Regions from separate parts of the Homo sapiens genome. Here region 2 is linked to region 1. Evidence: read pairs that join two places in POLR2A ChIA-PET (ENCODE). Cell type or tissue: PC-3. All regions are shown on one strand. Each heading gives the region's core, and the rest is flanking DNA. Links, peaks and the distances in the headings are about the cores only. Region 1 overlaps CRYAB (crystallin alpha B). Region 2 overlaps DIXDC1 (DIX domain containing 1).

Evidence for each region. Peaks named below come from ENCODE experiments on the same cell type or tissue, not always from the same donor. Only the 100,000 strongest peaks of a DNase experiment are listed, where the experiment ranks them.
Region 2: POLR2A ChIA-PET joins it to region 1 with 9 read pairs; 7 of 35 experiments call an interaction of 5 or more read pairs at or near these places.

Annotation. Positions count from the first base shown.
Region 1 is chr11:111,906,209-111,910,610 of GRCh38, reverse strand. It overlaps CRYAB (crystallin alpha B), which reads left to right. Exons shown (of 3, transcript NM_001289808.2): 2 at 162-284; 3 at 1,644-2,047. The coding sequence ends at 1,847. Among named protein-coding and RNA genes, the nearest start is that of CRYAB, 3.4 kb to the left of the region's middle. In PC-3, for the core only: no CTCF peak of the experiment used is centred there; no DNase peak of the experiment used is centred there.
Region 2 is chr11:111,962,534-111,966,935 of GRCh38, reverse strand. It overlaps DIXDC1 (DIX domain containing 1), which reads right to left. Exons shown (of 20, transcript NM_001037954.4): 2 at 2,258-2,387. Among named protein-coding and RNA genes, the nearest start is that of DIXDC1, 27 kb to the right of the region's middle. In PC-3, for the core only: no CTCF peak of the experiment used is centred there; no DNase peak of the experiment used is centred there; H3K27ac peaks cover 402 bases.

The sequences.
Region 1 (4,402 bases), core at 32-4,031:
AGCAGACAGCTATGTTTATTTAAAAAGGAGATTTTTTAAGCAGAGAAGAGAAGGATGAATTACCCGGACAGAAAGCAGCTCTGCAGAATAAGACAGCACCTGTGTAATCAGTATTTTTGCCCTCTTTCTCCCATCCCATTCCCTTACCTTGCTATTTCTAGATGCGCCTGGAGAAGGACAGGTTCTCTGTCAACCTGGATGTGAAGCACTTCTCCCCAGAGGAACTCAAAGTTAAGGTGTTGGGAGATGTGATTGAGGTGCATGGAAAACATGAAGAGCGCCAGGTATGTAGCTTGTTTTTTTGTTTTCTGCTCATTCATTCAGTGCATACTGTAATAGTCCAGGTAGTGCTATCAGCTTTGGAGGCTGGCTACATTCCAGTCCCAAGCCATAACAGTCGGGATCAGGGGTTACAAATCAATGTCTAGAAGACTAAGTTAGGATAGACATATTGCTGTTGTTACTATTATGGCCAGAGATGTGGCCTTTGATTTGATCGCCTTAGATGGGATGATGGGATGCTGATGCCCCATTTAAGCCAGTGGTTCTGAATCTGGGCCACATTAGAATCACCAGGGGAACTTTCAAAAAACCTAATGCTCGGGCATACTCCAGACCAATTAGCATATGTGCTGCCGAAGCGAGCACTACTCCAGACCAATTAAATCAGCATTTTTAAGGGTGGGACCCAGGCATCAGCAATTTTTAAGGTAATTCTAATCTACAGTCAAGGTTGAGAACCACTGATTAGGTATAGGGCTGTCAGACACCTAGTTGCTTTGCATAATTACATTAACTACAGGTACCCTAAAAGCACTTGAGTTGTGACTTCTCTTTTAGCTGTGCAAGAATCCGTGTCTCTTCTTTAGCCCATCTTAATGCTGAACTACTTGGTTTGTCTAAATTTCAGAGCTGTGCTCAGTCTTTAATCCCCTACAGCCCATGTGGTAATCAGTTAACGAGAGCCTGTTTGGCTACATGCTTGAGAGTCAGCAGGCATACGGGTTAAGGTCATCTACTCTTTGGGGGAGTTCTGACAAATGGAACAGCTTGTTATGACTTTATAAGAGGGCTTTAAAATTGCTTCTCACCATTTAACGATAGCTCAGAACCTGTGCGTCAACCAGTACAGTTTGTCCTCAGTAATGTCCTCAGGCTGTTTCAATTTTGCTTATATGATTTAGGTTTGGGTCATAGTCTCCTTGGATGGAGTCATTTTTTTTTTTTTTTAATTTCAGCAGCAGTCCTATTGTTCTGGAACCTTCTGGGACATTCCTGAAGAGTCAGGACAATTTCAGGGCTTCCTCAGGGACTCAGATTCTAAATGAGATTCCAAATTCTGTAGGCCCAGCCAACATTGATCTAAACCTTTGGGAAATACCCCTAAACATATCTATGCCTCAGGGTTTGAAAAACAATGAAGTGTTGGACTGTTTCAGACTTCTCAGATTCTCACTGGTAGGAGTGACTACCTAGGCAATTTCATCTTAGCTGCAACCCTGAAACGAAGCTCTATTTATTTTTCCTATGTTGTCATGGCATTTGGTCTCACCTAAGGGGAAATCAGGATGCCTGAGTTCTGGGCAGGTGATAATAGTTCCTGTTCTTATCTCTCTGCCTCTTTCCTCATTCTTTTGGGTTAGGATGAACATGGTTTCATCTCCAGGGAGTTCCACAGGAAATACCGGATCCCAGCTGATGTAGACCCTCTCACCATTACTTCATCCCTGTCATCTGATGGGGTCCTCACTGTGAATGGACCAAGGAAACAGGTCTCTGGCCCTGAGCGCACCATTCCCATCACCCGTGAAGAGAAGCCTGCTGTCACCGCAGCCCCCAAGAAATAGATGCCCTTTCTTGAATTGCATTTTTTAAAACAAGAAAGTTTCCCCACCAGTGAATGAAAGTCTTGTGACTAGTGCTGAAGCTTATTAATGCTAAGGGCAGGCCCAAATTATCAAGCTAATAAAATATCATTCAGCAACAGATAACTGTCTTGTGTTTGAATATTCCACACACTTTTAAATAAATATACAGATACCACAGATCTATTTATGATTGCATTATGATTTAGAGGGCTCCAAGGATTTTAGAGTCAGAATGACTGACTTCACCATTTACTACTGGTATAAATGTAGGCAAGTTGCTTAACCTTTCTGGTCTTCAGGTTTTCCATTTATAACATGGGTTACTGAGTTGTACAGAGGAATTATAGGAAGTAAATTAAGGAGAAGAAGCAGGAAAAGCCGCTGGCAGAGTTCAAGGAATATTAGTTACTCTCTCTCTGCCCTCTTTGATTTTAGCTCTCAGTTTAAAGGACTGGAACACATCTGAATGAACTCTGGATAACGCTACATAAAAGGCCTTACTGCATCTCTAAAATTAATTACATCACCAGGGAAGACATGGTGACCCTAATACTGTTTGACATTTTCCTATTGATAAGCATTGCCTTAAGCTGATTTACAAGGGCAATAAACAGGACTTGGGTGATTATCACCTAACAAGCTCTGAGGTATAGGCTAAATCAGTGGCCCCCAACCTTTTTGGCACCAGGGACTGGTTTTGTGGAAGACAATTTTTCCATGGCCCCGGGGGAGCAGGAGATGGTTTCAGGATGATTCAAGCATTAGATTCTCATAAGGAGTACATAACCTAGATCTCTCACATGTGCAGTTCACAATAGGATTCATGCTCATATGAAAATCTAATGCCACCACTGATGTGACAGGAGGTGGAGTTCAGCTTCACTCACCTCCTACTGTGCAGCCTGGTTCCTAATAGGCCACGGGCCAGTACCAGTCCATGGCCTGGGGGTTGGGGACCCCTGGTCTAAATTATCTAGCAAACACCTACTAACCTAAGGCCAGGGAATATCCAATTCAATGTCCTACCACGTAATAGTTAAGTTTTAGAATTACAACTAATAGCCAATCAATAAGTGGTTCTATTATTTAGCTTAAAGACATACCACTGTACAGAAAAATCCTCCCCAAAACAAAAAACAACCCTCCATTTCATTTCTGTGGGTCTGGACAAAACTTCTGATTCACTTGATAAACAGCACTGCTGTAGGTGATCTGGTATAAATGTTTATTGACAACTCTTATTTTTTCTTTAGCAACTTCTAGCTAATTTCTGATTTCATGCAAAATCAGAAGTCAGTCAGTTTGGGGACTGACCAGCGTTTTGAAATATTCTACGTGAAACAATTGCCTAAATTTTTTTATGACATAGAGGGAAACAACACACACTGGAGCCTATCGGAGGATGGAAGGTGAGAGAAGGGTGAGAATCAGGAAAAATACCTAATGGTTACTAGGCTTAATACCTGAGTTATGAAATAGTCTGTATAACAAACCCCTATGACATGCATTTACCTATGTAAGAAAATAAAGGAAAAAAAAGATCACAATGAGAATCACTGAGCCCCTATTAGAATGACTAAAATGAAAAATTGACTATACCAACTAAAACAAAAAATATAAATAAATAAATTTAAAACTTAATAAAAAAATTCATGATGCAGGGGTGTGGAGCTAGGACAATATAAATTGCAAATCTATACCGGTTCAAAAATGCTTTCTCTTAAAAAACAACTTCCTAATAGTCTGAAATACTGTGATCTAGCCAGAAGTTTACAGCCAATTTTTGTGGCTGTGTAGCAGACACTGTTGGTTGCCTAACCAACAGCTATTTACCACCTTCAGCCTTGCCAACAGTATCCCAGATTGGTTTAGGTATACACCATGTTCTTCCTAGCCATGTGCTTCAGAGAAGTGAACTCAAGCTCCAGCCATAGGAGGTCTATCTTGATTAGTCCAAATCAAGCAGGGAAATTCTCTTCTTGATTTTCAAGATTATTCTTGAAAGGGCTATGACTCAATTATGGCAAATGAGACAGGAGGGAAGTCTGTTGGAGATGCTTCTAGAAAAAGTTTCTAAACTAAGAAAAGATTTCAGAAAGATTCAGAGAGAGAGAGAGAGAGATTTTTTTTTTCCTTGCTCTGGATGTTGGAGCACGAGAATGTGATGCCTGGATTACTGTAGCCATTTTGAAAACGTGAAGCGGGCATCCATGATATGCTGAGCACAAAGACAATAATCTCAGGTCCTTAATGGGTCAATGAACTGCTGAATTAGCCAACTCTAGAGTTTCCCTACTTCAGGCTGTCTGATTATGTCTTGTTTTTGTTAATAATCTGTTTTGACGTGGGTTTTCTGTTACTAGTAGGCAAAAATATCTAACATTATCAAGGCTGAATTAGATAGTGTAAAATAACTGAATGCCTGGAAGCCATGTGTCAATTTTAATCATTTTAGTTAATTACTAGTATATTTCCCAAGCAATTATGGACTTGGTTTTAAATAAATCACAACTTCGACTATTATATAATGATAT
Region 2 (4,402 bases), core at 294-4,293, 56 kb before region 1:
GAGGTCTGAGGCCTGGCCACTGGATTTGATAAGGTGGAGGCTTGGCCACTGGATTTGATATGACCTTGAGGAAGGCGGTTTCAGTGGAGTGGGATCAGAAGCCTGATAAGGGCAGATTAAAGAAAGCATAGGAAATAAGGAAGTGGATCCAGTGAATATAGGCAAAATCTTGTGAGGAGCTTTTCTATCTAGCAAAGTCACAATAGAAAGTTGTGTTTAAGAACCTGGGTTTTGGCTGGACGCGGTGGCTCACGCCTGTAATCCCAGCACTGTGGGAGGCCGAGGCAGGCAGATCACGAGGTCAAGAGATCGAGACCATCCTGGCCAACAAGGTGAAACCCCGTCTCTACTAAAAATACAAAAAATTAGCCGGGCGCGGTGGCGGGCGCCTGTAGTCCCAGCTACTCAGGAGGCTGAGGCAGGAGAATGGCGTGAACCCGGGAGGCGGAGCTTGCAGTGAGCCGAGATTGCGCCACTGCACTCCCGCCTGGGCCACAGAGCGAGACTCCGTCTCAAAAAAAAAAAAAAAAAAAAAAAATACAAAAATTAGCTTGGCGTGGTGGTGCACGCATGTAGTCCCAGTTACTTGGGAGGCTGAAGCAGGAGAATTGCTTGAACCCAGAAGGTGGAGGCTGCAGTGAGCCGAGATTATGCCATTGCACTCCAGCCTGGCAACAGAGCAAAACTCCGTTTCAAAAAAAAAAAAAGGAAAAAAAAAAAAAAAAAAACCCCGGGTTTTGCAGGGGAGGGAATGGGAAAAAAAGGGCCTAGGTTTTGGAAAAATAAGAATACATATTCATATTACTTGTATAGACATAGAATGGGAAGTTTCTCTGGGAAGAAATGCAAGAAACTGCTAACACTAGCTGCCTCTAGAAGGAAAAATGGGTAGCTGGTGGGGGAACATAAGTGGAAAAAGGAGGTTTGATCTTACATCCTTTTGTACATCTGGATTTCCTACTAGTCCATGTATAACCTATTCAAATAAATGAAACATTAAATGTTTAAAACAGGCTTTGGAATTAAAGCAGATCTAGGTTTGTACCTCTGTTTTGGCACTTATAGTTATGTGACTTTGTAAAGTTGCTTAGCCTCTCTAAGCCTCATAAAATGAATACAATAGTACTAGTCATATTATACACCTATCATAAATAAATCAAAATAGCATGCTTAGCTATTTTGTTTGACTCATACTAAGTACTATTTATTTTTATAAATCTTCTCTTTTAAGCTTGTTTCCTAAAAGTGGGGATAATATTATGTTTCCCAAAGATATGATGATTAAATGAAATTAAACAAGATAGAAAGTGTTCAATCCTAGCAGTTGCTATTACCGTTGCCATTATTACCATCATTACAGATGAATACTCTGATGAATTCATAAACTGTCCCTATGAGGTATTCACGGATGGGCTGCTTGTTGCAAACCTGGCTTCTTCCGTACCACTTGCAGGTCCTATATCCCTCAAGAACTCAAAGCAAAATCAGCTAACTAATGTAACAATAAATGTTTGAGAACCTATTATGTGCATTTGGCTAGAGCTTGCATAAACAGAAAAACATTATACTATGCCTGCTCTTAAACAGCTCAGATCACACAGGATAGGTAATCAAATGATTACCACATAATTATCATTCGATGAGAGAAATAATAATAGAAATATGGACAAATGCTATGGAAATAAGGTTATGGTACCATCTAGTAAGAATGACTGTCAACAACCCCAGGGTTCAAGAGGAAAAAAATTTTATGAAGTATTATGGTAGAAGGGTCCTTTTGCCAGTAACATCCCTCTTTTTGCCTGACTACTACTTCCTTCTCTGGCCTTGGTTTAGATACCAATTCTTCTGGTAGGCCTCAGTTGAGATATCAGTTCTGGTAAGCCAATCCCTGAGCCCCTAAGACTGGGCTGGGTGTCCCTCCTATGTGCTCCCATCTGTGCTTACCCCACTGGAGTACTAAGTACATTAATGGAATTGACTTCACTTTCCAGCCTTTCCAACTAGTTTGGTAGACTCTTGAGAGCATGGACTATTCTCATCCTCATATTCCCAAAGCATAATACAGTGCCCGGGACACAATGTTTATTGACGAATAAATAAATGAATTAACCTTGGGCAAGTATTTTAAGTCTTCTCTACCTCTACTGCCATATATTCTAAAGAAAAAATAACCTGCTCTAAAGGGCATAAGAAGGATAAAGAAGGCCAGATTCTGATCTATGTACTCTAGTATCAGAGTCCAGGGCCAACTGACCAACAATCTCGATGAGATATGCCAGGATCACCCCATCCCGGAGATCTTGTCGCAGGTCCTGCACAGGCTTCACTGCTGGCCTCTTCTTCAGCTGTGCATTCACCCAGGCCACATAGGCCTGCAGCTGTTGCTGGAAAATAAAAGATATAAGTAAGGGAAAGAGAGCATATTAATCTCAACCCTTACCTCATACCCTCTGAGGAAGCGTTTGTGACTGGGGTATAATAAACAACCCATATCCAGAAGCAGGAGAAATTTTTGAGGAAAGAGAGAAGAAAGATTATATCATGGTCAGACACACAGCATGTTCACAAATTCTCTAGTTTTATGCTAATCTCCAGTGATAAGCTAACCTCGGACTTGGGTGGCACTGTAGACACACATAAGCAGATGAGTCTTTCAATGACTATGACTCTTGCTTTCCTCAAGTTTTTCTCTGTTGACCAGGGATGAGGGCTTGGCCCAGAACCACAGCCAGTTTTCAGGTCTATTCACGACTGCCAGCAACCCACCGCACTTCTCAGAAACAATTACTCGTGCCATATGCATAACAGACTCTGATACTCATACGAATTGCTCTTGGGCAACCAGGAATAAACAATAAACCATGCTCAGAGCTGCCTCTCCCATAGCTGCTTTCTTCAAAATGAGACTTAAGTGAAATCATCTCACAGTCAACCCAAGATTTATTCTCCTGAGCCAATAATCCTAGGATTGCTACAGAGTTAGTTTTAATCCATGCTTTATATTGTCAAAGAGGATCTGGTTACCGAAAATCTACACAAAGAAGGAAAAAGAAAGGCTATAGTGAGCAATGTTACTGAAGACTAAGAGGCATTTTCATTTACTTTTAGACAAAGCTAGGGCCCAGTATTATCAGAAACTGGTCAGGCATCTACGTAGGGACATACAACTCATTCCAACCCTTGGAAACCTTACATATTACATTTTGTCCATTAAACAGAACTGGTATTCAGATGTTTATGCTGATTATTTGGTCAAAAGATGGGCACTAATATCAAAATATCACACAAACAATGTCACTCTCCAAGTAGCAGCTCTGACTGGTTTCTTTGCAGCCCAGGACCCTGAGCCTAAAATTTAAGTTCAAGGGCTAATTGTATTAATTTATAATTTGGTTAAAATACAGTTGATTCCTAAGCCCCAAGTACTTCCTTAATGAAACAATGTTGGAAATTACTCACTGGCTGCTTCCTGAACATAAATTAAATCGTCATTATTTTCTCTCTTTGTCAATTTGTGAGAATAAATAACATCGTTTGGAAGACAGTGCTAAGACAACAATCCATCAGCCACTGACAAACTGTAGGAAGTGCAACGATCAGGAGGAGGTGGGAGGAGGAATCTAATATTTATTGAGCACCTATCATGAACTAAACCAATTTTTGGTGTTTGACCCATGTTTTAATTAGTGAAGGTACCTGGGCCAGGGCCTGACATAAAATTGACGCTTACTAAATGTACTAAATGACATTATTTTTGTCATCGTCATCCAATTCAATTCTCAGAAAAACACTAGAGTTAGCATTATCTCCATTTTATGGATGAGGTTCAGAGAGGTTATGTAACTTCTCTAATGTCCCCATAGCTAGGACATAGCAGACATGGTATTAAAACCCAGTAATGTTGTCCATGCATTTACCAAGGGTCTCTTGCTATCCAACTTACTCCACAGAACAGAAATGGCTGCACCTTCTGCCTCACGTGGGCCAGACACCCATCACCAGGGACCAGATGAGATCTGTGATGCTCCAAGGTCTGCTCCCATTGTGCAGTCAGAAGCAGACCAGGCAAAGGGCACCTCTAGAGTGAACCACTCTGGTCTGAGGGAAAGCAGTTAAGCCCAGAAAGAACACTAAGGTGACTGGTGGGATCTGATTACCTGGCTTTTATATAAAACTCCTAACCAATTTCCCTGTATCTATTATCATCCTCAACCCACCCTCCACACATTCCTGCTTAAAATCTGTTACTTGTCTCCAATTATCCTCAAAGATAAAATCCAATTGCCATTTAAGCTCGTCACGTGCTAGCCTTCACCTGTTCTCCAGCTTCACCCCCATTCCCCAAATACCCACCATGCTTCAGCTCATCTGAATTATGTACAGTTCCCCAAATGCACCA